3 separate regions of the Homo sapiens genome follow, and all the other regions are linked to region 3. A link is a loop called in an ENCODE intact Hi-C map of the cell type or tissue named here. Cell type or tissue: heart left ventricle. All regions are shown on one strand. Each heading gives the region's core, and the rest is flanking DNA. Links, peaks and the distances in the headings are about the cores only. Region 1 has its middle 56 kb from the start of EPB41L3. Region 2 overlaps L3MBTL4 (L3MBTL histone methyl-lysine binding protein 4). Region 3 has its middle 29 kb from the start of LINC01387.

Region 1 (10,385 bases), core at 3,375-8,374, 880 kb before region 3:
TTGAAAGAAATGCTTTGTTTCCAAGAGAATCCTTGGAGCTAAAGCAGAGAATTGACAACTGTCCATGTTAAAATAAGTGCAGAAGGAAAGATTCCACTTCATCTCCTTCAAGAGATTTATATGTAGCCCTGGAAGAAAGCTTAGCAGGAGCCACAGATTCCACACTGACTGCTCCTCCATCAGTCTGGGCTGTGCACGCCCTCCCCAGAAGCCAGGAATACACTGTCTCCTGGACAGCCTTCCATTTTCCAGCCCCTTCTTATGCCATCCTCTCAGCAAGCAGGAGCTCCTGTACCTCCTCTCCACCTTGAGGTCTACCCTAGGGGCCATCTCACGTGCCATGTCTTTTGGGAACATTTCCTGGCAGAAGGAATCTGTTGCTTATTTGTTATCTGATGTGCCCACTTCTGCAGTAATTGTGTGAAAGCTCAGAGAGTAGGATGCATCCCACCCCAGCAGCTCAAACAGTGCCTTCCCCATCAGTAAGTGTTTGATACATACTACATACTTGATTTTTAAAAAAAGGCAACTGTAGTAAATTTACTGACCGATTCTCCATTTCAGAATTCCTGGACATGTGCTTATTTTCCTTAACTGTCCACCAAAAAATTTCTAAATCGGTGCTTCTTAAGCAGGTCCATGGGGATCATGGAATACTATTGGGGGTAATCTGTAATCCTCCAAAAATTGTATATTAATTTAATGTATATTCCAGTAGGTGGCTCCCATCTTCCACTCCATCCCCACATTCTCTGGGGAATCTTTATAACCGTTTTTAAGTCTTTAAGGTAACTGTAATCCAAAAAGCAATTTAAAATTCACTGCTCTAAATTTATTTGTGTTTAAACAATGAGGTATAAGAGCTTCCTGAGATGCTTAAACAATGGAATGAGCCACCTCACATAGTGTCCATCCTCTGAATATTTCTCTGTTCGGATTGGTCCAGAAAACCACTTACCTGAAGGCCAGAATGAGCCATATGACTTCTGAGAATCTTAGATCATTGAAGCTAGAAGTGTTCCTAGCGATCACATCAGAGGGCATGGCAGAACACTGATTTCTGGGTCCCACCCCTGCAGTCTATGCTTCTGTAGGTCCTGGGGCCAAGGAATGGATTTCTAACAAGTCCCAGGTAAGGCTGACGTGCTGGTCAGTGGACCAGGCTTTGAGAACCACTTATCTAACCTTATTTCCTATATTACAAAAGTAGACTGAGGCCTTCAGAAGCTGGGTGTGACCCACCAAAAGTAACAGCTAAGTAGGACGCCCAGGGTCTAACCACATTATGATTAGCAGGGTCTTCTTAAGCAGGTCTCCTATGAGTTTCTGAAACTTGCAGATAAACACCAAGACACAAAAATGTGTCTCAGCCGTAGACACTCATACTTGTTGGCAATACTAGTTTTACCTGATATTGCTGAGGTTATAAAGAGAAAAGAATCCACCTTTATGGCTGCTCATCCCAAGCAAAGTTGAGAAACATTTTCTGTTGTTTTTCTTTTTCTTCCTCTAAATGATAAATATCCTGTGGCAGTTTTATTCCTGTGGCTAAAATGTTCTTTTAAAATAAAAACATTACATCATCCTTCTGACAATGCAATAAGAAGATTCTTTTCGTGAGGTCATTTTCATAGCGTTTTAATAATGAGGTATTTTTCCATAAGCCTTTTAAATATATTTTAAAAATTATTTTTAAGGAGTTTATTTTCCAGCATTTTGAAATCTCCTCTCCCAGCTCTCCACATAAATAATCAACATGATAGATAAAAGCATAGTCTATCCCAGCTACTCAGGAGGCTGAGGCAGGAGGATTGCTTTGAGTCTAGGAGTTCAAAGCCAGCCTGGGCAACTTTGCGACACCCCCATCTCTGAAAAGAAGGAAAAGGAAGAAAAGGAATAGTCTATAAGACTGGCTTGGACCAAATTGTTTCACACCCTTGCCTCACCTCAATCTGGGTCTAGCTTCAATCTACCATTTGTTCCTAATCTCCCCCTCATGCCACCAGACCCTCCTCAAGTGCCTTTTGGTTTTTGCTCCTTAGTCATTCTGCTTCTCAGATCAGTGACCCTTATTCTGGATCTGTCTCATAACCTCAGATTTTTCTAACCCAGAATATCCAAATTCATCTCTCTATGATATGACTTGGCTTCAGGACACTCCCTTAGGAGCAGCCTCCAGTGTCCTGCTGAGATCTGACTACATCCCATTAGTGCATTACATTACAATGTATTCATCCGAAAATTCTGAGGTTTTACAATGTATTTGTAAAACCTTCTCAGAATTTCTGGGTTTTTATTTTCTCCCAATCCCATGGTAACTGTATTCTACTGTTTATTTTAGGAAAATTTGCAATTATTCATTATACATTAAACAATGAATTTTGTAAGAGATGAATATACAATATAAAACCCACCTTTGTTCTATTTTGTTATAATAACCACTATAAATGGTTCTCTAAGTGTAGTGAATTCAGAATTTAGGAAGATTTTGCAAATCCTGCAAATCAGCCTCATTCTGGAAGGGAACAGCAGAAGTCAAATAACCTAGGAAAGATGGATACTGTCTTGTCAATTTATGGTATCACTGTCTTCCACACAGTCTTACTCCTAGACACCCCCAAGTGGGGTGTGACTTCATTTTCCAACTCTGGAAGCTGCTCTTCACACCACTCAAGACCAGGAGAGTAGCACCAGCCATGGAAACCACAGCAGTAGCAGCAGCAGCTCATCACCATGGGCATCTCCACCACGTGTTTGAGTGCTCTCTCTGTCCCAGATCCTGCATGCACAATGTTTCTAATTCCTGTAGCAGTTCTGTCAAAGATGAAGTAACTTCTCAGGGCTTCAGATCTGGGAAATAAAAGAGCTGAGACTTGAAAGTAGGCCTCATCTTACTTATACCAGCAGTTCTCCAACTGAGGCCCAGGAACCCCTGGGGGTTCCTTGAAACCCTTATCTGAAACAGCAAGGTCAAAGAATTGCCCGAAAAGACTAATTGAGATACTCTTCCCTTTTCCAGCAACATTTCTGAGTGAAGTTGGATTTTCTGTGCATTTTCTTACTATACTACAAAACAGTGTATCGTAACAGATTGAATGCAGAAGCAGATGAGAATACACTTGTCTTCTATTAAGTCAGACATTAAAGAGACTTATAAAAATGTAAAACAATGCCATTCTACTCATTAAATTGTTCTATTTTGGAAAATGTAATTACTTTTCATAAAAGTATGTCATTCGTTTATGTTAACATGTAATGGTTTACTAATGTTATTTTTAAATGAATTAATAAATATTTTAAAATATTATTAGTTTTCATGTTCAAAATGGTAAATATCAATAGGTATAATCTACCTAAGCAAAAGTTCTTTGTGGATTCTCAGTAGTGAAAAACGGTGTCAACCCTCAAAAGTCTGAGAACCTCCATATTAGATAATACAGTATTAGAATTCAACATTAGATAATACTCCATGGTTTCATTGTATCACCTGCATTCCAGAAGGAAGGCTCTCATTGCTGGAGAAGAAGAGGCAGAAAAGCAGATGTCCTTGCCTTTAGAATTCTGCCTTGTCAATTAACACTATCACTGCCTTGTTGCAGCTATTCTCTCTAGGAGTATACCATGTATGTGGCCTTAACTAAATGCACCAGGGAATATAGGATCATTAAAAATACACTTGTGCTCAGTCTCTTCGGTTAAACTGAAAGTTTCTTGAGGACACGGACAGCATCAACTCCCTTGGAATCTAGCACATTTTAAATCTTGAATAAGAACAGTGATTAACTGGAGAAGGAAAGAAGAGTTCATGCCATGAGGATTTTGGAAGTTTGACATGCAGAATACGATGCAGAAGAACAAACATGTACTATGGAGAACAAACAAACATGTATTATGGAACAGAGATCTGAGTTCAAATTCTGACACAACCTAGATAAATCATTTGATTTTTCCATGTGTCAGTTTCCTAATCTATGAAATAGATTCAGGAGTCCCTAATTCACATAATGTTAGGAGAATTAAATACATCATGTATGCCCAACACCTGTCCTGAGGTAGGCACACAGGAAATATTACTCCCATTGTAATGGCGATGGGCCAAAGTGAGAGCAAACTCTTCACATCAGAAAAGCCAAATATTTGAGGGGACACATTTCTTAAGGAAACGTCTCAATTCTCTGTATCCCTTGGCTGTTGATGTCATCATCAAGGTAGGGCATTTTCCTGTTTAGGCACCTCAGACCAGTATTTAGTCCCTGATATGGTTTAGATCTGTGTCCCCACCCAAATCTCATGTCGAATGGTAATCCCCAGTGTTGGAGGTGGGGCCTGGTAGGAGGTGACTGGATCATGCATTTGTTTCTCATGAAAGGGTTAACATCATCCCCTTAGTGCTGTTCTCGTGATAGTGAATGAGCTCTCACAAGTGCTGGTTGTTTGAAAGTATGTTGCACCTTCCCCCTTGCTCTATCTCTTGCTCCTGCTTTTGCCATATGACTGTGCCTGCTCCCGCTTTGCCTTCCGCCATGGTTGTAAGTTTTCTGAGGCTCCCAGAAGCCTAGCAGAAGCCACTATGCTTCCTGTACAGCCTGCAGAATGATGAGCCAATTAAATCCCTTTCTTTACAAATTACCTAGTCTCAGGTATTTCTTTATAGCACTGCATGGATTCATACAGTCCTTTAGAGACGTATTTATATTCTCTTCTTGGAACTCACGGGCAACAGATATAAGCACCAGAAACTCTCCTCTATAAGAAAAACATATTTAAAAATTGAATACCGTGATACAGTGATATTTTCAAAGCTGTAAAAAGTTGTACCATCAACTGTAGTACACTCCACTTAGTGGCTGCTAAGTAAACAATTCTGAATCTTAAGGCTGGATTCAATATAAAAACTTTCAAAATGTAGTTAGATGATGTTCTTAAAATTATTAAATAAAATCATTGATCTAAAATTTAAGCACCTGTTTACAAAAAGAAAGAAAAAAATTTCAGGCAGTAACTTTCTTAAGTTTACCAAGGGTTGAGGCATGGCAAACTGTCTCATTTAAGATTCTTCTCTTGTCATACTGCTAGAAAATTGGATCTAAATTCATTCACCACAGGCAAAGGTAATGTTTACAACCTAAAATTATATTTGGACACATAAGAGATGTAATTTTGCCTTTTTAAAAAGTAGATAAAAATAAGAATCTGTGGAGAAATGAGAGAATCAGAAGGAATGTCTGTATAAATCACATGAATGATCTGAACCATAAAAGCACTTTATAAAATATCAGTCTTTTGCTTTACAGTCTCATCATAAAAAAAGAGTATATTCAACTAATTTTTGCCCCTTCTATACTACTTACATCCATATTATTTTTTAACCTAAAACTTACACTAGGTGGAGCCCCTTGTCCAAGATTGGGAGAGATTTAAAAAAGCAAAGGGAAGAAAAAAACATTACAATTACAATCAAAACCAAAAAAGGCACTCATCCTTTCGTTTTAAAAATATATCCTTAAAATCTACAGTACCAACAAAACCAATGTTCTTTCTAATCATTAAAACCATTAAAATGAATACAGAGTACCATTAACATTTACTACAGAGAAGAAGTAGTTACCAAGCTGCCGCTGCAGAGTCAAGAGCTAGAAGGCCCTGAATTCCAATGCAAACATTAAATTTCAGTTGGGGCGGAGGTGTAAAAGGCATGGAAGATAAAATCTTCTCTGGATACTTCTAAAAATGTTTTAACCGTGTTAATGCTCTCATGCTGTAAAGGGCACATAGTACTCAGCTAATTCATGGCATTCCAGTTAGAGATACATTGTTGTCAAACAACAACAACAGCTCTTAAAAAACACCAGAGCACTAACAAATGGCAAAATATCCAAAATACATGGATATTTTGCTCTTTGCTTTCCATGATTCAGATATATAGGAATATGCAGGCATTTGAAGACGTTGGGAGGGGGAAGGGCTTCTGAACTGAACAAATCACATGTTCAATTATGGTTAAGCAGGACCTGCAGTTAAAAATAGGCTCTAAGTCTTGAGACTCTTAATGGACTGTAACTAGAGAAGGAGATAAGGCTTCAGAGATAACACCATCAAACTTAGGTGATCAGTCATTGCTGTAGGATAAAACCACCCCTACCTCCCTCCAATGCTGCTAAGTTGCCTCCCCCTGTGCTATCCCAGGGCTGGCTTTGCAACCCAACCTGCTGGAAGTGCAAAGTTCAGACCAGCAGCAAGAACTCTTGCCCCATGCTTCTGCTGACATAGCCTGCAGGGATCTGTCAGTTCACTGTGTAATAAAACCTTGTAGTGTGTGTTGTTGTTTTTTTCCTTCAGATTTCCACAAAATCTTGGGCCAGGCAAGACAAACTTCTGCTGACAGCTGAATTACGCAGCAGAGTAACCTTTGAACAAGTACGAATCATTGACCTCACATAAATTTCCCCCAGAAAGTCCAAGAAACTGGTTGTATCAGGGGTGAGATAAGCATGAAGGCAGTTAGAACTATCCCAGAAATCCAGTTCCATTCTTAAGTAGGTATTTACATCTGTTACACTAAAATGATTATGAAAAACAAATTTTCTTTGATGTTTTCCTCATCCTTTCCATATGCAAGCTGAATGTTTTTCCTTTGCAAACTAATTACTAAATTAAACTGTAACTCCATTATCATAAATGATTTATAAAAGCAAAACTAACAGGGATAAAGAAGAATAGCACTTCGGAGTGGTTGATTTTCTTTGATGACGGAGGTGATTTTTTGAAAAGAAATGAAGCTAGTATAGAGGACCTGTGGCTTCAGGTTCTCCAGCCATTTATTGCCTAAAATAAAGATCGGACAAATTAAACAAATTATGTTAAGTAGGATTTTTCAATGCCTGTCCGCAGCTTTCATGTAAAATTGGTCCTTAAACTCTGTATATTTTCATACCAAGTTCTCATTTTGATGGTAAAGAAGTTTGACCTTCTGCTACAATAACATCAAGTGTTTCAATTAGTTTTTCACATGGGGTGTGGGGGAACTAGCAGCATGTCCTGTAGTATACACACTAACTCATTTTCCCCTAAATGCTGCACGTTTTCCATCCCTCCTGCCAGTATTAATCATAGCAAAGCTTATATACAAATTGTTTCCCTAAAAGATGAAGCTGAGCACCTTGTGCCTACTTGTGGCACAATACCAGGAAGGTGATGCTAATCCACTTGGAAGGATCAATAGGGACTCCACAGATTTACAGTCCTTCTGTCTTCTGCTCTCTCTCACTCATTGATTGATTGACTGAGACAGGTCTCATTCTGTTGCCCAGGCTGGTATGCATCATAGCTCACCGTAGCCTCAAACTCCTGGGCTCAAGCGATCTTCCCATCTCAGCCTCCTGAGTAGCTGGGACTACAGGCATGTGCCACCATGCCCGTCTAACTTTTTCTTTCCCCTGTAAAGACGAGGTTTCACTTTGTTGCCTAGGCAGGTCTTGACCTCATGGCCTCAAGCAATCCTCCTGCCTCAGCCTCTCAAAGTGCTGGGATTACAGGCATGAACCACTGCACCTCACCTCACCTCCTCCCTTGATACCTAGGGTGACAAGTCCAGAAGAAGAGGATAGGTAACCGATGTTTAAAGATTTTTAAATATAGGACTTTAGGACTGACAGGAAAATGGTTGATAAGGAAAGCTACAGACTAAAATAGATTTTAGAATAAATTTCTCTAGCTAATAATCTCATTCTCTATATGCCAGGGAAGAAAGAACTTCATGAATCAATTGTTTTTCATTTTGCTGACACTCAGTATTGGTCCTGAGAACAATTTCTTTCTAAGCAAAGTAATGTTTAACTACTTCCCTATCATCAACACTGCCTCATAAGCATAATTTAGAACCTTGCTGTTGTAATTCAGTATGCTTCAATTTTTTTTCCTTTTCATTAATACTTTGAAAGGGAGACTTAATGTCTTATTCATCAGGACTGTTATCATCTGAGCAATAATTAAAGATAAGGTAGAAAAAACAAAGGACGTGCATATACATAGGAGTCATTAAAAGGAAGGGAAGCCTCTCTAAGTGAGAGGAAAATGAACAAAGTCACTTTCTTTTGGACTGGGTGGAAATGAGCTAAGGCCCGCCTCCAACCCAAATCATGGGAGGTTCTTAGAGGACAATGTCAGAAGGCAAGACTTGGACAAGGCTGCAGGCTCAGCCCTGGAACGGAAGCATGTTCCCGTGTTTTGGAACCTTGCTCAGCTACAGGAACCAACCTGCAAGTCTTGACGGTCATTGTACTTTTAGAGTCTGGGAGTGGAATAAAGAGGAAGAGTGATAATTCTGATTTTGGGCAATTACGGGTTTTGCCAGGAGTGCCTCTCCTTTCAATGGATATAAGTCAGCAACTGCAGGAGCTATAAAATTTGAAGAAGGCTGGGCATGGTGGCTCACGCCTAATCTCAGCACTTTGGGAGGCCAAGGCAGGAGGATCACTAGACCCTAGGAGTTTGAGACCAGCCTGGGCAACATAGTAAGACCCTATATCTATAAAAAGGAAAAAATAGCCTGGCATGGTGGTACGTGCTTATAGTCCTAGCTACTTGGGAGACTGAGGTGGGAGGCTGAGGCTGCAGTGAACTATGATCAATCACGCCACTGCACTCCAGCCTGGGTAACAAAGTGAGGCCTTGTCTCAAAATTAAAATTTAAAAAAAAAGTTGAATGAGATATTATTTGGGTAAGAAAAGTAAAAGTTAACATTTCCTGGAAGGGTCAAACTCAAATCTCTGGAAGTTCAAAGCTTAGCTCATTTGATATCTCCTTCCAGAAGTGTCCACACACACACACACGTGCACACACACACAGACATACACATATACATACATGCATACACATGCCCACACATACACATAAATACACATGTAACTTCCACTCAGCCAAGTTTGATGTAATGCATCTTTTCTAGTATACTCTGCTTGTAATAGTATTAGAATCATTCTTTCATTCTGCTTTGTATTATGATCAATAGTTTAAATGTCCTTACCCACCAATGGCTTGAAATCTCCTTGGTATTTGACTTACTCTTTTTTTTTTAATGATCCCATAGCAGCAACAGTGGTGCTGTCCCCTTTTTGGGCACTCAGTAAATGTTTACAGAATAAGTAGCAGAAATTTAAATATTTGCCATTTGCTGCTTTTAGAGTTGGAAGCCTTCACTAAAATTTCAGGGGTCTTTAAAAGTCATACCTTTTTATTCAGAGAGAAATCCATTTTATTAAAAACCATTTCTTTCTCTTTTTTTTGACAGAGTCTTGCTCTGTCACCTGGGCTGGAGTGCAGTGGCACAATCTTGGCTCACTGCAACCTCCGCCTTCCGAGTTCAAGTGATTCTTGTGTCTCAGCCACCCGAGTAGCTGGGATTACAGATGTGCACCACTATTCCCAGATAATTTTTGTATTTTTAGTAGAGAAGGGGTTTCACCATGTTGGCCAGGCTGGTCTCGAACTTCTGGCCTCAAGTGATCTGCCCACCTTGGCCTCCCAAAGTACTGGGATTATAGGTGTGAGCTACTGTGCCCGGCCTTAAAAACCATTTCTATTAATAAAGCAGATTGAAATAGCCCATGTTTCATTTCCTCTCCTTATCCCCTAATTTCCCAAAGCCACAGGCATTTTGCTTTTTTTCAGCTAATTTCACAAAAAAGTTACGCCCATATGGTGGACACTATGATATACCTCCCAGATCCCCTTACAGGAATAAAGGATTTATAATCCTCTAGCTGCTAAAAGTGCTGCCAGCAGGTGGCCCTTAGCTGTCAACCATCTGTGGGGATTGCCTCTGCCGAAGACAACTGCTTACCTCAGGTCACACCTCCTCCTGGGGAGGGCCAACATCCAAAATGACTAGTCTCTGTGGGGGAAGAAATGCTCCAGCCCTCTTACTCTAATTAGAAACAACTTGGAAGTCATCCCCACTCCAGTACTCCCCAGGTAAGGTAGGTTGAGGCCTCTGCTGGGACTACAACCAGCCCAACTTCTCCCTCTGCCCAGCCCTGCTTTCTTCCTTAGTAATGAGCTCAATCAACACCTTGGCCACCCATGTTCATCTCACAGCCGACATCTTAAGAAACACAATCTATGACAGCCTACCAAATTTCAAGTGTTAGGTACACAGACATCACTAAGAGATCAGGTCCCAGTTCTTTCTGATTTTATTTTTCTTTATTTTTTTTAGATGGAGTCTGCTGCCCAGGCTGGAGTGCAGTGGTGCACTCATGGCTCACTGCAGCCTAAATCTCCCAGGCTCAAGCAATACTACTGCCCCAGCCTCCCAAGCAGCTGGGGCTACAAGTACACACCACCACACCTGGCTGATGTTTATTTTATTTTATTTTTAGTAGTT
Region 2 (10,385 bases), core at 3,031-8,030, 260 kb before region 3:
CATGCACCACCATGCCCAGCTAATTTTGTGTTATAAGTAGAGACAGGGTTTCACCATGTTGGCCAGGCTGGTCTTGAACCCTTGACCTCAGGTGATCTGCCCACCTCGGCATCCCAAAGTGCTGGGATTACAGGCGTGAGCCATCATGCCCAGCCAGAACTTAGTTTTAAGAGCACATAGGACTGTATGCATATTATTTCATCCGATTCACAAAAACCTGTGAGAGAAAAAATAATTTTTTGGCCATTTTAAAGATAACTAAAAAGACAAAGACAGATTATATCATAAATTTGTTAATGATTACACTAAAGTTCAAAAAGCATCTTATTACAGTTCCTATATTAGTTTAGTTTTTTTCCTTCTTTCTGATATTGACCTTATAATTTCAGAAACTATTGACTATTCTCATTGCCCAGTTTCAAACTGTATGGCACAGAAGGCAAAATTCTTTAATAAAAACTCAGAAAGGAGAAACACGATCCTTTATAAATCTAAAATATGCTTAGATAAAAGCTGTGTAATTTCAGCTGTTAAACTGTTTTAAAAGCATACTATGATGTACTTTAAAGCCATAGCCTATGCTTTTGTCATTTCATCTGTAACAAGAGACAGGTGATCTGTGTTATGGTTTCTTTCACTTGAAAGGAAGAAACCACAGGCTCATGCCTGTAATCCCAGCACTTTGGGAGGCCGAGGTGGGCAGATCACCTGAGGTGATCTTGCTAGGAACCAAGAGTCTATAACCACAGACACACAGGGATTCATAATCACGGAGTAAGAAAAAAGACACTGGACTTAACCAAATCACAGAAACTAAGGAAATTCAACTCTCAAAAATCAAAATCAAAAGCAACTCTGATAGTTTCTATAGGTTGGCAAAAAGTTTCACTTTGAAAGCTATTACACATAAAAGTGTTCAATTGGTTTTATTGGAAACAAAAGTGTTTTGAATTTTTCAAGTTCAGAAATGGCAAAAGGAAAATAAAACCCAACTAATATGTCAGTAATAAACAGTCAAATCTTTCTGCAATATCTGGTGTGTTTCTCTCCAGCTTTTGTAGAAACACATTTTCTTTGTAAGATGCATTATCACATCTACTAAATGGAGTATACTGACTGTAATTAGGTCTTTCATCCCGGAGAATCTTTCTGTTCTCCCCAACATCACTGTCCTGAACAACAGAGGTAGAAGAGTTTAGTATTGTACACGCCTAAGGTACATCCCTGAGCTGAATCCACAATAACCCAGGACAGAGCTTGGAAGTTGCCTTCTTAGCTACTTTTCAGAATTTTATTTTCTTGTCATTTTCCTCTTGGAAAAGTCAAGTACAATAAGCATTTTTGCTTGCTGAACCTTTGCTCTTTTTAAACCCTTCCTAGTACTCCAACACTTCTACTTTCCTGATTTTATTATATGGACATTTCCCCCCAAATACTGTTAATTATAATCAATTTTTTCAAAAAATGAAATATCATTTTGTTTCAAGCCGCTCTTGATCTCTAGACAATTTTCAGTAAATGAAATTATATGCAGAAGCCCAATATATAAAATTCTGATTAAAGACAAGTTGGGGAACATGAAACACACAGAGAACTGAAAGGGAATAGAGTTTGAAAACCGCTGGTTTAGGTTTAGGATATAAATATCTTTAACTGTACTACCTATGTACTTTATTTTAGAAATTAATTTATACTTAGTTCAATCCTGGAATAAATATATAAGTACAAATTTAAAAATCAGTATTCTAACAAATGCTGAAAGAAAGGTTTACCTCAAAATATATAACATTATCCACACAAAGGCTATGCATTCAACAATTTTGTTATGGCATCATGGACAGTCAAACAGTCCCTGAGAGAGTGGTACTGTGAAAATTCAGAGTTCTCACTCAGCAGACTAATAGAACCAGAAATGTAAGGAATGGATCATCAGCAGTTGATGAGGTGTTTTCAATTGTACCTCTGATTTGCCATTTTTCAAGGAAGGAAACCATCATCTACATTTCTATATGGGAACAATAGCAGATGAGTCACCTACTTTGTATTTTTAACTAAAAGAAAAGCATATTGGTTATGAAATTACTACTTGAATTTAGAAAGAAAAAACTAGAATAATTTTAAACTGCCAAATGTAGGCATGACTCAATACAAACGTTGTTTAAAGGTGAGAGTTTGTACCCACATAGAACTTACCATTTTAAAAACTTTGGCAGGAACTGCATTGGTTTGAGTAGCTTCCAGGTATTCTGTCCAGGAAAAATTTTCTGGATTGGGATAACCTGAAAATATATATATATAAATAGCAAAAGATTACTCATAGATATTCTGATTCCCGTATACTACAAAACGTTGGATGATATGACACCTAATGTTAATTGAATGCTCACCATTAAACAGACCTGATGCTAAGAACTTCAGATATATTAATTCACTTAACCATAACCTCTGAGAAGGCAAAGGCATGCCTGCACTCAAGCACTTACTCCATGGTACTCTCATTCACTCAACAAGGTTAAGTGAGTTGGCCAAGGTCAAAGGCCATGTGAGTACTTCACAGAGCCAGGTGAGACCCAGGTTTCTGACTCCCAAGCTCCAACAGAAGGCTCCTTAGCAGTTTGAAAACACTTACAAGCAACCATCTGACCTCATACCATGAATTGGAAAAAAAAGACTCTGAAAATCTTTCAAATTTCTCTAATCATTCTATATCTATTAAAGCTTTAGTCTCATTATTAAATCTTTGTAATTACAATTTCCTAAAATTGCAGTTAAAACTATATATTGAACATGATATAAAGAACTCTATTTCAAATTTCCTTCTTGTTTCTCTTTATGTTTGTGTTCTTTCATTCCTAATTAAATTTGCTAGAGATCTATATAGTATAGTTTTATTTATCTTTCCACGCAATAAGTATTTAGATTTATTCATCAGCTCTATTTTTTCTTCTTTTTTCTTTTCTAATTATATTGTTTACTGCTTTTACTCTTATTACTTCCTCCCTCCTACATCTCTTCAGTTTATTTTATATTTGTTTTGTCAAATTGAATTATAAACATAACTTATTTTCATTTAAAATGAAATAGACAATGAACCTGCCATTGTTGCCACTAAATTCAGGTTTAGACAGCTGGACACATTTTTTAAAAATATGTATTCTTCTCACTTTTTATTTTCTAGAAACCAATTATAATTGTAATCTGTGTTGTCTTGATTTAATCCTTAAATATTTATTTGAGATACTCCAAGTAATTTTCATATTTGTTTAAAATAGTAACACTAATATCTAGTTTACTACATAATAGTTTCAGAATGTCATGTGACATATAGAATTCCTGCTTTTGAGGTTTGAGGATTTCTTTTTAGTATAAAATAGAGTCAACAATTTTTAAAAAACAGAGTATATATGTATTTTAAAGTATGTTAGCATTTTCAGTAATACAATCTAGCTATATTATGCAAAAATCTGTCCTTTAAGCAGAAAGTCTGAAGCAATATGCTCAATTCTCTAAAATAAGTATTTTTTTACAATTCCCCCATATTTCTGATCATTTTTCCTTCATTTTTATGCTTTTTAATAAAAATATATTTAAAGGAAAGTACACAAATCAAGTGGATAGACTGAACATTTTTCAAAAAACTAGCATACCAGCATAACCAGACACAGATCTAAACCAGGACATTTCCAGAGCTCCAGGATCCCCTCCCCATCATCGTCCCTTCTAGGCACCATACCACCCTCCTCAAAGAGAAATCCCTACCCTCGCTTCCAACCACAGAGATTTGTTTTCTTCTGTTTTTCCCTTTACGTAAATGCAATCACACAGCATGTGCTCCTTTGTGGTGAACATCTTTTGCTCTGCATTCCGAATGTGAGGGTCAGGTGGATTATTGCCTTCAGAACATTCATTTTCATTGTTGTATAATATTCCATTATGTGAGTATTTCACAATTTATCTATCTATTCTACTGATTGTGGTCATTTGGGTGGTTTCCATTTGGGAGCTATTATTAAAAATGCTGCTATGAACATTCTGGTATATTCTTTTTAGTGATAAGAAGTATACATTTATGTTGGAATGCATCCAGGAGTAACACTGCTAGATCATGGAGTACTTTGCTTCATATTTTGATGTTACATCATTCTGTACATAAAATGTTTGGCATGAGTTGTGCTTTCTATTTATTCTTGATATAGAGAAAATTTCCCTTTCCCTTTTGGATACATTTATGTATTTTGTCTCAAATTATTTTTACTAAAAATTATATTGCCACCCTATTATTTTCTGTTTGTGTTTGCTGATAATATTTTACCCATCGTTTTTACTTTTATATTATTTTGTTCCAGACATATCTATTTTAATCACTTTCTAAATGGACTTTTAAATTAATTTACATTTGTTTTCACCACTAGTTTTTTAATCTAATTTCTGTAAACATGTTTTAAGCTGAATTTTTTTTAAGCTCTCTTGAGGTTTCCTTTGCTTTCTATCCTTTCCTTTATGAGTTATACTATATATTTTATGTTTCAATAAGTATTTCTGCAGTTGCATTTACTTTTTCTTTTTCAAGAGATGAGGTTTCTCTAGGCTGCCCGGGCTGGAATGCGGTGGCTCTTCTGACACAGTCATAGAGGACTGCAGCCTCAAACTCCTGGGCTCATGTTGTTCTCTCACCTCCGCCTTCTGAGTAGCTGGGACTACAGGCACATGATACCACACCCAACTCTGCATTTACTTTTATAGCTGATACTTTTTAAAATCATCCAAATCCATTTATCACATTTTGGATCTCCACATTTCTGTGTAGATTTTGAACCATGCCCACACCTGGCCCCTTCCATGCTGGGCTTCTTCACCCAGGCACCTGACCAGTACATATGGTTGGATAGAGCGAAAGGAAACCTGAGTGTAGGGGACTAAGGACTGGATGTGAGGTAAGTAAGAGAGACAGTACCTGGTCCTGTCCCAGCCTGGTAAAGAGACTTGGCATGCTACTGTGAGAGTCACTATCCTTCTTCCCCTTTTTGTGAAAAACAGGTGAAAATTAAAGGCTGTGACCGTTTTAAATGGCTCTTAAGCAGCAATTGCGTCTATGCCACTCTCAGAAATGAGCTATGTACATGCAAAAAAGGGAAAATATTGTACCTGTATATTCCCTGTTCAATGAACCCAAAGAGAGAAGAATGTCATATGGCCCAGGGAGAGTTGCAAAAGCCACGTACTCCAACTTTCTTCCTTCCGACCCCAGCCCTGAGTCCTGGTAGACCTTGGGAAGCAAGAAGTAGGGCTGCAGGGGGAGTGGGAGGGGCCAGGTCCATGCACACAGCAGTGCAGCAATACCGTGGAAGAAGCTTTCCAACGATTTAAATTCCTACTTGAGACAAGAATGAAATACAGGAGACCGCCCCATGGAACAAGAACAGCCTTTAACCTCTTCACCCCTCTCAATGAAAACCCACCTCTAACTGGCTTCCATTTATAGGTAAGCACTGTACTCACTTACATGAAGTCAGTTATTCCTCATCTATCCCTGTGAGGTACACTTTTATCTACATTTTTTAGGTGAGAACTTGAGCCTTGAGCAGCCTGCCAAGTGCTATACAGTTAGAAAGTGGAAGAAATGGTATCTGAACAATGACGCGTGGCTCCATCAACCTCATACTTATCACTTCGTCCTGCTGAGACTGAAAACCCAGCGCATCCATGATCCAAGGCAGCCCCTTTCAGGCCTCAGGACTGAGATGCTGAGCTCCCTCTGGAGGCCAAGGCATAGAACTGCGACAGCGAGAGGGCGGGACTGTAAACTGCTGGACTGGAGACTGGGCTATATTGTTTAAATTATTTATTCATGTCCCACCTCATTCCATGCCATTTTGAGTTAAAAACTTGCATGCTTTGGTTCAGCCACCCATGCCCACAGCCACAGCTTGGACCTCATTCTTTAGGTCCAAGCTGTGGCTGTGGGCATGGGTGGCTGAACCAAAGCGTGGAAAAAGTGTCACAGAAATTAGGATCAAGGAAGTACTGAGCTAGGGCGTCGGCCACTCAGCCCTGGATTTCCTCATGGTGCCAGCAATTCTTCCGGTAAAACGGTAGATCTGGGTGACAAATATCTTCAGTTAATGATGAAGAATAATTAAAAATCATCTGGATGGTGGCAAAATTAGGGGTGAGATGGAGTGAAGCAGAACAGCCTGAACGCTCAGGAAGAAGGGGATTTTCCAAACAGCTGAGAACTGTTTTAGAAGACGAGGAGAACTACTTGGGATGTGGCAAAATAAGCCGTCTCCTTTACAGGCTGCAGGGAAGTGGTGGCCTCGAGAGGGACAAAGGAGGAGGCCCTGTGTGAAAAAGCTGGGATCAGCTGGACATGGCGGCACACACCTGTAGTCCCAGCTACTCAGGAAGCTGGAGTGGGAGGATCACTTGAGCCGCTGAGTTCAAGACCAGCCTAGGAACATAACGAGACCTCACCTCTATTTTAAAACACAATTTAAAAAATAAAAATAAAAAGAAGAAACTGAGATCTAGGGAGATTACTTCCAGAACCTGGAGTGGAACGCATTCAGGGTCAAGAAAAAGCCCTTCTGGAGGATGCAAATATGGAAGCAAAAAAGGAAACATGTAAGGGTTAAACAATGGTAAATATAAGTTAAAACCTTCTCTACCATGTCATTCCAATGGCTTCCTCGATTACACAGGGGAAAAGCAAGTGCTTACCATGACCTACAGGGCCCTACAGAACTTGGCCCCACTACCGCTCTGACCTCATCTCCTGTTCACTACACTCCTGCTGTAACTAGAACACTGCAGACATCCTCCCTCTTCAAGTTCTTGTACTTGTTGTTCCTTTACCTGGAGAGTTATCTGTAGATATCCTCCAGACTTGTCACCTTATCTCAAATGCCACTCAACTGTCACCTTCTCGCTCAGTCCCACCCTGACTCTCTATATAATAGGGAGCCCCCCTCCCAAATGTATGTGCCCTTCCTAACCCCATTACTTGCCTTATTCTTCTCCACAGCACTTATTGACACCTAACACAGTGTGTGTTGTGAATATTTCATTTCTCTTGCTCCATTAGAACATAGGCTGCCTTATGATAGGAATATGTTCACTTCACTGTTATTTCCTCACAACATACAGCTGGTATTCAGTAAGTATTTGGTAAATATTTGTTGAATGAATAAAATATATTTCCTGAAACATTTACATTTTACATTTTGGTGGCCAAGAATGATAGAGATACAAGCCAAAATGATACCAGTCTAGCCCCAAAATTCTGAATGAAACTCTGATACAAAGTTTTTTGCCTGCTGGTACTGGTGGCATCAGAGGTACCATTTGAACAAAATGGTGCTGGTGTGTCAATACTGGCTAATGTTCCAACAGCACTGTAAACTGGATGATGCCAAGAAAAAGCCGTCTGATCTGTGGCATCTATACAATGCAAATGTAATACTCCTCAGTTTTTTTTTCCATATTAGAAGGCCATGTAAGAAGGTGTAATACTGGTTTCAGATTTTTTTTTAAAGGCACCCTCGATTATTTTTCCTCTAGGAACAACAGCCTAAGCAGCAACCTATTTTTTCCACTGGAACATTCTTTCTAAAGAATTGAGCTCATGAATCAATAGCACAAGTCCTTAAGTTCCTGACTAGTCTGGGTGACCTGTCCCTTAGGAACTAGAGAAGCAGAACAACCACAATTATACTGGTGGCCAATTCAGGAAACAAAATCATTGCTGTATGACAAGCAGGTTTTAAGTAATGGCCAATAGTCCTATTTAATAAGCAGCAATAAAAGGGATCTGCCAAGGGTCTATCACAATAGACAAATCTATCTGTCTATTGGATCTGCCAAGGGTCTATCACAATAGACAGAATGTTCAGCATGAACACACATGCTGGATGGACACTTCATCAAACTCAATTCTACTGATGAGGAAAGTGAGACCTGGCATTTTAAGTGACTCATACAAGGCAAGGCAACTAACAACGAAGTCAAAGCTAGAGCCTGTGTCTCCTGACTTGCAATTTGTAGAAATCAAAACTTCTAAAGAGCTACTTTGAGGTTTACTGAGTGCTCTAGGCTGCTGGGCCTGAAGTCTCAGAGAAAGCATCAATAGAATAATTAGGATTATGTGACTAGTACCAGTGCGGCCCTGGCTAGCTTTCACTATCATTTTAAGAACCTGAATTATATAAGAAAGCCCCTCAGAGGCCACTTATTCATTTGTTTCAAGTGTCTCTCACAAGGCAGGGCAGTGAGTCATCCAAATATCCGGGCCTCCAATGATAGAGATTGAGGAAAGTTACACTACCTGAAAGCTGTCATTCTGCTAGTAGGTTCTGCACATACAGAAGGGCCCTTCATGGAAACAATCATAGGACCAAGTGGTCACTAATTGTCTTGTATGAAATAGTGGCATGCTGTTCAGTACATGACTCAGAAATACAAGATTTGAAGAAAATCAGATGCTTCAATCGTGGCCAAGCCTAATTCAGGTTCACCCTTTATTGTTTCAAAACACATGTTGAAAATGACCTCACATTTACGGTGCCTTAGATATTAGAAGTCTTACATTCATATTCAGCTCATAACAATTAAAGTTAAAATATCTTTCTGGCAAAAGAACATAAGTTAGACTCTCTAACATTTACAGCAGTACGTCAGATTTTTTACTTGATCATTAATTAGTTTCTAAAGCATAGGGAGAATTCTTTGATCTACAGTATGAAATATCAGCACCTCAGGAGCTTGTCAAAGAGCTCATTTTATAATTGATTGTTTTGCTCAAAGTATGGCTGAGCTGTACTATATCCAGAATACACTATGTAAAGAAATAAACTCTCTTTTGTGTCTGGCGAGATCACCAGAAAACAACCTATCTGTGTTGCACTGGCTGAGCGCCCAGCAGAACTGTCTTCAATACCATGGCTCATGCGGGATCTAATCTAACCCAATGTTTTGGCAGGCATTTGAGACAGAGTAATGAGTTCTATTTCTCTCTGTCTCTCAATACTTAAGATTTTAAAATAAAAAGCTAGGGTTGTTTTTCTCTTAGTTTCTCTAACCGTATCATATTCCACTGAGTGACACTCTATTACAGACCTAGCAATCCTCACGTTATATCTTTATTGTTCTTTATTACATCCTCAGCTCCTAGCTGTGCCTCACATTTGGTAGGCACTCAATTCATATCGTTCAATTCATTAATTAATAATTTATATTATCCTCTGAACTCTTACCTTCCTTATGCCAACAGAATCTATCTATAGAAACTAGCACAGTTCCATTTAAAATACAGTAATCTTTTGTTTGGCTAAAAAAAAGTTAATGGCTAAGGTTGCAACTAAAGGAAGGATTTCTTTGGACTGTAAATTTTTCTATTATAATATAATATAATATAATATAATATAATATAAGCTTTGCAAGGAAATTATGAGGTAAAGTGGTCATTGGGTATCAAAATATTAATTTGCAAAGCTAAATATTTCTATGTGTTCATGAAACATCTAGAATATCTACTAAGTAGGTCCAGCCAATTGGTGATTCTAGAGAATCTAAAAAAACCAACTGTGTTATTTCTACAAAGTACATTTCATTACCTCCCAAAATACCAATTATTATAGCTTTATTCCCTAATAATAAATGTTCATTCAGCCAACAGGTTTGAATGCTCAATTTCCAGTTTAAAAATGCGGAAATAAACACATACTTTTAGCTGTGTTCCCTTCTAAATGCCAACAGGTATCAATAAAGGCATTTTTAAATGAATGTTTAACACAAAAATGCTGAGTTAATTTTGATATAACACATTATGAAATATTATGCAGTTATTATAAAGAAAGAATTTGAACTATACAGATGAGTTGGAAGGAATTTGCCATGAGACATAGTTGAGCAAAGTTAAAAATGATGTAAAGTAAGTACCTAATATAATCCAATTTTTACAGCACAAACAATGACAAAAAAAACATGGGCTTATGAACACATGGATATGAGCATGTATGTGCACATGGATATGCAATCATGAGAATCCACAAAATACGTACAGTATAAGATGATGGCTTTTCCTCTTGGTAAGAAGGCTGAACTGCATTTCCTAGACTCCTATGTAGCTACATGTAGTCCTGTGACTGAATTCAGGCCAACCCATGTGAGTAGAAATGATGTAATAAGCTACCTCCAAGTTTGGCCCTCCCATGTACAACCATCAGCTTCTTTCTATTCTCCGGCTGAAATGGAAAGATTACCAAGAAATTGGAGGATAATCCCAGAATAATTGCATGGAACAGAACTAGCCCCTATCAGCCATGATTATACTGTGACAGGAGCAAGAAACAAAATCTTAAATGTGCTAAAAGCACTAACATTTTGGA
Region 3 (10,385 bases), core at 3,173-8,172:
ACATCTCAGCAGAATCATTGTGGTCTGTTTTCTTGGACAGCTCCTGGTACCATTTGTGTTAGTTCTAGTCCTCTAAGAAGTAGGCACCAAGATGGGATTAGATGCACAGAATATTTATGGAGGTAAATGCCTTTGACTCATAAATGAGAAAGAGCAGGGAAAGGTGGTGTGGTGAGCTGTCAGAACCCATAAGAGAGAAGGAGGAGGAAGGCATTGCGAAGGGCAATCACAGACTGCAGTGCACTTCTAAGAAAGCTCCACCCAGAGGAACTGCACATTTGACAGGAATGGGCCTGCACCAGATGCACAGGCATAACCAGTTATTGACTGGGGAGCAGCCAGCCATGCAGGTGCGGATCCAGCTTGGTGAACCTCACTCTACACAACCAGCACATTTGAGCTGTGCATTGTGTGGTTGCCACATCTGTGTTTCCTATAAACTGGACATTATAGCTAAAGGTTTAACAGATCCAACTTAAGAATCTGGGGCTAGAATATTTGATTGGCAATGGTGCAGAACTCACATTGCATTAGTTCAAAAGGCTCATGACATCTGGTCTACCTGCCTTTAGTAATGTGCACACTAAGCCCTGGATTAGAGGGATAGCAGCCTTGTCATCCTAGATCACAGTCATCCTCACCAGTGACCTCCCCATTCCCTGCCATCTCTGCTAAACATGGCCACTGTCTTAATGCAGAACTCATCATCTCTGAAACTGTGCCATCTCAACACTCCCTCAGAACAATATTCCTAGCTCATATCTCCACTCACCAAGAACATTTCACAAGTGCCTAGTTTGCCCCAGTGTCAGTAAAGCAACTGTTGTCAATCTCATCAAGAAATAAGTTGAGTGGGAAATGGCTCGTGTTTCTTTTGCATTTATCACCTTCCAGGTTCTGTTCTTGACATTGCAAATGGTATTTAATTTTCACAAAATCCTCTGAGGCAAGTACGATTGTCCCTATTTTACACATAGTAAGTGCTGGAGCTGGATACGAAACTGTGTCTGCTGATCCTGGAGCCTATACCTGGCTAATAACAACAGCCTGGCAGGGCAGGCCGAGGAATTTATATTCATGGCTGGAAGTGAAAAGGGAACCAATGGGGATTTTTAAGTAGGGAAGCAATATAATTAAAGTAGTATATTTTTAAAATTAGTCTACAGGTTGTATGCAAGTGGGATTAAAGGAGGAGAAAACTAAAGTCAGAGAAACCATTTAGAAGTCAGGCACAATTATCCAGAAACTTATAGGGTTGGGCGGAGATGGTCGTGGGTGTAGCAGAGGAGGACAAAAAGGGATGAGATTTAGAGACGTTTTGAACAGAAAATTAATGTGAGTTTTTAAACTGACATGCCAAGTCTATGGAAAAAGTTAACAGAGTCAACAGTTATTCCAGATGTTGAGGCTGAGTGGCTGGGAGGCTGGGAGAACTGACCTTGAAGGGATGTTGAGAGACAATGGCTGGCACTCAATGTCCACTTGGGAGTTTCGTGCACGCACCCTTGGTGGAGTCGAGAGCATGAAAGGGTGCTTCCAAAGAGCCTGTGGGTGGAAACGGCAGAGAGCCAGAGGCCGGGCCTTAGAGAGCCTCTGCTTCTGGGGCTGGGGGAGGAAGAAGCTCTAAGATGCCAACCCCACAAAGAGCCAAAGAAGATGCTGGAGGAGGACCAGAGAATTTAAAACCAGAGAAGCTAAGTGCATCACATTGAAATTATGTTTTCTTAAAGATTTTTATATACCCTGGAGTTTTCAAAATTGAGAGCAGTATAGACAATATTCAGTTCAACATGTTTGGCTGAATAATATTGTTAACAATAGGGCTTTTTAAAATGGAAATTTTTGCAATTAAGCCAGGGATGTGACATGTCCCATAAAAAGAAAGACTAGTGTGCTTCCAAAATTAAGATAAAAAGGCTAGTAATTACTGAACAGCCAAATAGGTCTTCAAACAAATAGAAGTCCTTCTCAGAAAAAAACGGCGTCTGGAGTCTGGCCATATATTTGCTCATCATTCCTGAAAGTATGGGCACATTTAGAACATCCTGTCCTCTACCAGCACCCTTGATTCTCAGCCCCTTTTCTAAAATTACAGTTTCCAGTGATAGCTACCCCTGAAATACTGGCTTTTCTCCAGGACCGTGGCAAGTATTTATGGCATGGCTTCTTTTATTTAAAAATTGTGAGATTTTATTTTCCTTAAGTCCTTAAAACACACAGTCCACTACTGTTGTTTAAACTGTCTTTACCACTGGTGTGCTGAACTTCCAAAATATTTAGGCAAGAGCTTACTAAAGTTAAAAGTCAGGTAAATGAGGACTCAATGGGAAAAGGATAGTCTCTTCAATAAATGAAGATACTAGGCTATTCACAATAGCAAAGACATGGAATCAGCGTAAAAGCCCATCAATAGTAGACTGGATAAAAAAAATGTGGTACATATATACCATGGGCTACTACACAGCCATAAAAAAGATGAAATTCTGTTTTTTGCAGCAACGTGAATGGAGCTGGAGGCCGTTATCCTTAGTGAACTAACACAGGAACAGAAAAGTGAATACTGCATGTTCTCACTTATAAGTTGGAGCTAAACATTGAGTACACATGGACACAAAGAATGGAACAACACACACCAAGGGCTACTTTAGGGTGGAAAGAGGTAGGAGGGTGAGGATCAAAAAATTACCTATCAGGTACTATGCTTACTACCTGTATAGGCAAAATAATTTTACAACAAACCCCTGTGACATGCAATTTACCTATGTAACAAACATGCACATGTATTCCTGAACCTAAAATAAAAGTTAAAAAAATTAAAAATTAAAAAATAAATGAGTGGTGCTGGAAAAACTGGATTTTTACATGCAAAAGAATGAAATTGGACTCTTATCTTATACTACATAAAAAAATCAACTCAAAGTTAAAAAAAAAAACCCTAAATATAGGACAAGAAACCACAAATTTCCCAGAAGAGAACATAGGGGAAAATCTCCTTGATATTGACATTGGCAAAGGTTTTGTTTGTTGTTGTTGTTGTTTTGACAATACACCAAAAGCTCAGGCTACAAAAGCAAAAACGAATAAATGCGATGTCATCAAAATTTAAAAAACTTCTGTACAGCAAAGGAAACAATCAACAGGGTGAAGAGACAATCTATGGAATGATAGAATATATTTGGACACCATGCATCTGATAAGGGGTTCATATCCAAAATCGATCAGAAATCAAACTCAATAGTAGAAAACAAATAACCTGATTCAGAAATAGTGCCCTGACAGTGGCGCATGTCACTGAGGAGGCTGAGACAGGAGGATCACTTGAGCCCAGAAGTTCGAGATCAGCCTGGGCAATATAGCAGGATAGAACAGGATTGCTTGAGCCTGGGAGTTTGCAGTGAGCTATGATCGCACCACTGCACTCCACCCTGGGCAACAGAGTGAGACCCTGTCTCAGAAAAACAAACAAACAAAATAAATAAATAAATAAAACAAGAAAAAAAACGCAAATTGAAACCACTATGAGATACCACCCCACACCCTTTAGGATGGCTATTATCAAAAAAACAAGAGGTAACAAATGGAGAGAGTGTTGGGAGGGTTGGAGAAAAGGGAACACTTATGCATTGTTAGTGGGAATGTAGATTGCTGCAGCCACTATGGAAAACAGTATGGAGGTTTCTAAAGAAATTAAAAATAGAACTACCATACCATATGACCTAGTAATCCTATACTAAAAGGAGATTAAATCACCCGCTAGTAGAGATACCTGCACTCTTATGTTCACTACAGCATTATTCACAACAGTCAAGGTATGAAAACAACCTAACTGTCAACGGATGAATGGATAAAGAAACTGTAATATTCCAACACACGCACAACAGAATAATTCAGCCTTAGAAAGAAGGAGATCCTGCCATTTGCCACAACATGGTTGAACCTGGAGGATATTATGTGAAGTGAAATAAGCCAGACAGAGAAAGAAAAATATTGCATGATCTCACTTATATGTGGAATCTAAGAAAACAGAAAGGTCATATATGCAGAGATAGAGAACAAAACAGTGGTAACCAGTGGGAGGAAATTGGGAGATGTAGGTCAAAGGATACAAAATAGCAGATACGTGGGATGGACAAGGGTAGAGATCTAATGTGTAACATGAGGACTATAGGTAATAAAAGTACGTTGTATTAGAGAGTTTTGTTAAATAAGTAGATTTTAGCTGCTCTTGGCACACAAATATTGTAACTATGTGAGATGATAGTTATGTTAATTTGTTTCTCTCTAGTAACCAATTTACTATTTATATGTATCCCATATCCAATTGTAAACCTCCAATATACACAATAAAATTTATTTTAAAAAATAATAAAATGAAAATAAAAATATTTACATGAAACTTTTAAAAACCAGCTAAATGGACAAGTAAAGCACATTAATCACAATAAACAAGAAAAATGAAAACTTCACAGAGCTGGAAGTTGTTCATCAGCATTCTCACTACATAAAACACAGTTAGCCTCCTTCTCCCTTCTTGACCCCTAACCCTTCCCCCTCCCCATCCTACCCTCCTATTAAAAAAAGGGAAATATAATAAAAAGCCTGTGAGCTCCAAAAATAGGTAATCCGAGTCCAAGTCTCAAAGATCACGTATGGCATGCTAACAATCTTATCAACATTTCTCGCACTGTGTTTTAATGCAAGACACTCAGTTTTAGATGTTACTCTTCTTCTAGTTTTACCAATATTTGCATCTTATAAACAAACCACAGTGGATTAGGAGTGGTTTGCTGTGTGTGGCTTTGGTTGACTGTCAGTGAAGGGCACTGGACATAGGGACATGAAAAAGAGACAGTGGGGAGAAGAGCAGACAGCATGATGCTGAAGAGAAGAAAAAGAAACCTACGCAAGCAGAAACAAGCAACAGAAACAATAAGGCAGCCCAGAGTTGTTTATTTATCAAAACAGGATTGAGACAATAGGGTAGAGCAAACAGGGTGTCAAACATGGCCTCTGTAGCCCCAAAGGTTGTCACTACACAGAAAGGATGCTCAGCCATAACGAATCAGTTTAATTCTATTCCACGTTTTTCTTGATGAGAAATACATGCCACATTTAAGAAAGCTACCGATTCAAAATGGTTAACATTTTCTAAAAATACACTGAGGTCTACAAAAATTGAATTGGCTTATTGTATCTTCACTGCTGTTGGAGAAGTGAAGTTTTACCATCAGGCAATTCTCCTCCTGTGCATAATGATACCATACTGAAGTTTTAAATAGAAAGACATTGAAGTTTTTGAACCTTAATGTGAAGTTGTCCCTTTCAATTAAATATGGCACATATGTATTAATAAACAGACATCCCTGTAAAGTGAATTTCTCTGTACATGGAATCCAAATTTCTCACTGGTTTATATGTTAAATTCATATGTAGGAAAAACTTTAAAAATGTTCATAAACTATAATAAAGACAATAATTCAGCTCTTCTGAAAACTGCAGGCAGATAGGGTACAGTAGCAGACAGGACTTCGGAAGTACTGGGTTTAAGCCCAGGGCAGGTTAAAGGTTGTGGCTGTGGCTTTGAACAAGCCACTTTTGCCCTTCTGAATCTATGCAGATGCTTTGTTCATTTCAGAAGCATTTCTAGAGCTCCTACTAAGTGCCAGGCCTCATGCTAGGTCTCAGGCATACAAGGGTAAACAAGACAAGGCCTCTGGCTTCATAGGTTATCCAAGAACCTTGAAATGGTTTTGAACTTTTGGGATGAATAATGCTGGAAATTAGTTCAAGACAAATTCCCTGGAGATTTTAAGTGTGAAATACTAAGGATTACACAATTCACTCCCTGCTTAGCGTCTAAGGAGGAATCGCATTTCACCCTCGCTCCCTGGGAAGTGCGTGGCCGCCCCAGTCCTGGGTCCCGTGCTGCCTCAGCACCATCTGCTGGCTCACGAGGGAAGGGCCTGCAGGGAGGTCCTGCGGGGTCGGCCCAGCCCCACCCAAGGACCGCCTTACAGACCTCCTGGCAGGGACCAATGATGGCTGGTTGGCCAAAATAACTCTTGCTGGTGAAGAAAGCTGGGAGAAACATGACGTCTGAAGGGTTACTCGCCACCGTCTGGCGTAGGTGACTCAGCCAGGCAGGACCTCACACAGAGGAAACATTATGATTGCTCTAAGTACTGTAAGAAGAGAATTATTATTTTGTTGTGAGTGTATGATCCAATAAAGGTAACAATATACAGAATCACATGCCCTGTAGGTGAGACTCCAACCCGTCCTAGACTTACTGGCTGTGTGGAGATGCCTGGGAGAGCGTGGCAGGGCTGCAGCAGCTCACATTCCCCACGTACCTGCCCTGGCAGACAGCCTGGGATTGGCAAATGCACAATCATATTCACCAGGTGAAGAAAGGACCAGGACTTCCCCTATGGTCCGTCTTTTCTGATTTTTTTCTTCTTCTTCTTCTTCTTCTTTTTTTTTTTTTTTTTTTTGAGACGGGGTCTCGCTCTGACACCAGGTTGGAGTGCAGTGGAGTGATCTCAGCTCACTGCAACCTCCGACTCCCGGGTTCAAGCAATTCTCCTGCCTCAGCCTCCCGAGTAGCTGGGATTACAGGCGCCCGCCACCATGCCCAGCTAATTTTTGTATTTTTGGAGGAGACAGGGTTTCATCATGTTGGCCAGGATGGTCTCGATCTCCTGACCACGTGATCTGCCCACGTCCGCCTCCCGCAGTGCTGGGATTACAGGCGTGAACCACCGCGCCCAGCCTCTTTTTTGATTCTTGAAGTCACTCTTAGCACTTTGCTGAGGCTGTTTGTTAGCTTAGTGGTTTTCTATTCTGATTGTATCTGTTTTGACTTTGAAGGGAAAATGATATATTTGTTTGGTCAGAAAGACATAAGCCAAATAGTGGTGTGCAGTTGGGTTGCTCCACGAAGCAGAGCCTGAGATGAAGGCTTACAAATGGACTGTTTATTTGAAGGGACAGGATTGTGGGACAGAGGCATAGAACAGGGAAGGAGGGAAAGTTGCATTAAGAAGGTGTTGTCCAATGGGGTACCGTGGCAGGCAGTCAATGCTCTGTCCAGCCTGGATCTTCTGAAGAGCCATTTGAAATATGTCTCAGAACTGTCTTCTCCAGGGAATTGGAGGCTGGACCCCACGTTATGATCATGCAGGTGCAAATACCAGAATGTGCTCCAAGGTGCCTCCTGCATGGCAGCCGCCATCACACCCAAAGGCAAGAAAGAAGAGGCGTGCACAGGTGTGAGATTGCACCTGCGAGAAGCTGTCAGCGTCCTCAGAGAGGCAGAACTTGAGCATTGTGAAATGGCATGCAACAGGAGCCCAGTTCAAGTATTTACTCAGGAATAAAAAGTTTGGACATGTTACAGATGATTTATAACGACCTCCTAAATTATTGTAGCATTATTGATTGATTGGGTAGGTGGAAAAATGTGGAAGCTTGGCTAAGCCTGGGAATAAATAAAGGTGGGTGACTTTTCAGCCTTTATAGTCTATAAAAGAGTATCTCCCCTCACACTCACTTTTTATTATCAGTGCACTACTAGACTCTGACTTTAGCAATTTTGTTGTAAATAATAGTATATTTAGAAATCTATTCTTGAGACTAAGACTATGCATAAAAGGTTCCTGGGAAACCGAAAGTTATCATTTATTTGGCTAATTACGTCTAACTAGGTAGCTAAAATGCATAATAAGAATCCAAATAGCATTTTCCCACAGAGGGGGATTAATTGAATAATTAATAGCCTTCTCTATTTTGCATGAATAATTAAGAAGTCTAAAGGAACTACAAGCTGAATTCCATTACACCGAACGATTCCCAGGCCAATAGCAATGGCATATTAAAAGCAATATTCAATACAACCAAATTGTAGGACACACAAACCCTGACAGCATTCTCTCAGAGCTTGTTATAACAAGTTTTGACCCTGAGCAATAATCACTGGATTTTTCAACATTGTCATGTGAAAATACATTCTGTAGTCAGTTTGTTTCTCGTCCAGGTGAACAAAGCATACTTGTTCTAGGAGCAAATCAATGGTTTCATTGTTAATGTGGCATTTGGCAGGGAGGGAGAGTTATTGTTGGCTTATTTATCACACACATTTCTGGAGATGATCCACTAGTTTTAAATAGGAACAGGACATTTTAAATGCAAAATACACTGGAATTTCTCGATAATGGACATTTCTCCTTGTACAAGTTTCTCTTCAGAGATTAATATCTAAAACTCCCCGCTACAAGAAAAATTTGTTGCAGTAGTGGGGTTCCTATGTAGCATCTTAGGCGGTCTTAGCAGCGCCTTGGAACTCTTCAACCTCTGCTGTTAGCCCTCTGGAGTTTCCACATAGAGCATCCAAGCCTGCCTCTCCCTCCATGAGCACTTTTTCCTCTATGGACTGTTTACTGCCTGCAAGGCAGCAAGAGTTTCTGAGGGGCTGAATTACAAGGCAAGTGCTTTGGCTGAAATCCAAATGAAAATCATGGTTTCTCCATTGATTACCTGTAATTAAAATTGTTTCTTGATTAGAAGATCAACATTTTCCTCTATTTTAATATGCCTTAAATCAAAATGCAGCCTAGATTTGATGTGAATATTTACTATCATATTGTCTGGTGAGTCTTGGAAGCAATCCTAGCATATAACGAAGGAAACCTCATAAAAAGCAGAGAAACTTTAGCACACAAATCATTGTATTTCAGTGGGGTGCATAGAAGTGAGTTTACAAACAATGAAGTTTGTTTGTTTTTTTGTTTGTTTGTTTGTTTGTTTGTTTATTGAGACGGAGTTTTGCTTTTGTCGCCCCGGCTGGAGTGCAATGGCACAATCTCGACTCACTGCAAACTCCGCCTCCCGGGTTCAAGTGATTCTCCTGCCTCAGCCTCCCAAGTAGCTGGGATGGCAGGTGCCCGCCACTACGCCTAGCTAATTTTTGTATTTTTAGTAGAGACAGGGTTTCACCATGTTGGCCAGGATGGTCTCACCTCCAGTGATCTGCCCTCCTTGGCCTCCCAAAGTGCTGGGATTACAGGCATGAGCCACTGTGCCCAGCCTACAAACAATGAAATTTAAGGCAGTGGCTCTCAACTTTTTCCCCTCACCCACATTCCTCTAGTATGTGACTATGATCACGTATGTGGTGGAAATGTCCCCAGGTTGGGAATTTGCTTTTCCTTCCTCCTTCCCTCCCCGACATTTGTGCAACAGCTACACCATGCCTCACACCAGGCTGGGCTCTGGTTGTTAGAGTGGTAAATGTTACAAAATCTGATCAAATTGCAACTCCCCCCACCCCCAGCCCTCTGTACTGACCTTCCCTGCTTCACATTTTCCATAGCAAATGTCATCATCGGACATATTAGGTGTGTTACTTATTTATTATACATTTCTCCTGTCTCTCAGGTAAGGTCCCTGAGTATGAGAAACTTTGTTTTGTTCACTGATAAATCCTAAGTAAACACTGTTCTAGGCACATGGTAGGCTCGATACAAATAGTTTGAATGAATAACTATTGGAATGAATAAATATTCTAATGGGGAAAGATAGAACAATGAATAAACCAAATAATTACAGGTGTAACAACTGCTGGGTGATAAGAAAGTAGGTAATTAGGGAGGCCACCTTGAGGAGGGTTTAGAGAAATCCCCTGGGAGAAGTGACAAGCCCAGACCCAAGGGTGAGAGTGAAATGGCACAGAAAGAGTCACGAGTTTTGAAGGAGGGAGGGGTGGGGTTTTGTCAGAATTGTCAGGCAGAAGACAGACAGTGAGCCTCATTTCATTCAGGCTGTAGGTGAGAGATGAGGCTGGGAAGAGGTTTAGAGCCAGCTCATGCTCAGCCCTGGAGGTCGTGATAAAGAGTTTGGATTTTATTTTTAAAGCAATAGGAAATTATTGAAGGATTTTTAAGTCACTCTATGAGCTACAGGATCTGAAACTTTTTGATTCTCCCTCCTGGGGACGCATACATTTCCACTTAAGAATCTCTGGTCTAAGTCAGAATCTGGTAGCCATCTCACTAATCTTTCAGTATTATGATTCCTCCTTTTCCTCCTCTGTGGCTTCAAAAAGAGAAATCCTTAGCAACATCTCTCAGGCCTTGGCAACAACCCATAGGCTTATGTATGGCTCTAGGCTCTGTGATTTCACACTGTATGCAAACCCTTGGAACCTTCCTTGTCTATCTGCTACTTGGGGAGGGAGGTTGCTTTCTTGATTAAAAGATCAGTGCCCCTCTCTCTCCTTTTCTTTTTTAAATAACTACTCCTGAGTTAATCTGAAAACCTAGCTTTAATATGCATTGCTGCTTTCTTAGTACTCTGCTTTTTCTAGACTCCCATTCTCCCAGGTGAAG

Evidence for each region. Peaks named below come from ENCODE experiments on the same cell type or tissue, not always from the same donor. Only the 100,000 strongest peaks of a DNase experiment are listed, where the experiment ranks them.
Region 1: a loop joins it to region 3, with 7 times the contacts of the local background. A loop is called at or near these places in 3 of 110 quality-filtered maps.
Region 2: a loop joins it to region 3, with 2.4 times the contacts of the local background. A loop is called at or near these places in 2 of 110 quality-filtered maps.

The regions. Positions count from the first base shown.
Region 1 is chr18:5,595,189-5,605,573 of GRCh38, forward strand. It overlaps a transcript of EPB41L3 not described here. Among named protein-coding and RNA genes, the nearest start is that of EPB41L3, 56 kb to the left of the region's middle. In heart left ventricle, for the core only: a CTCF peak has its summit at 5,382 (motif pointing right); no DNase peak of the experiment used is centred there.
Region 2 is chr18:6,213,557-6,223,941 of GRCh38, forward strand. It overlaps L3MBTL4 (L3MBTL histone methyl-lysine binding protein 4), which reads right to left. Exons shown (of 19, transcript NM_001330559.2): 11 at 2,194-2,279. Among named protein-coding and RNA genes, the nearest start is that of L3MBTL4-AS1, 38 kb to the right of the region's middle. RefSeq lists an enhancer at 5,657-5,706. In heart left ventricle, for the core only: a CTCF peak has its summit at 5,760 (motif pointing left); no DNase peak of the experiment used is centred there.
Region 3 is chr18:6,476,808-6,487,192 of GRCh38, forward strand. No RefSeq gene overlaps it. Among named protein-coding and RNA genes, the nearest start is that of LINC01387, 29 kb to the right of the region's middle. RefSeq lists an enhancer at 5,840-5,899. In heart left ventricle, for the core only: CTCF peaks have their summits at 5,954 (motif pointing left) and 6,155; a DNase peak (open chromatin) is centred at 5,934.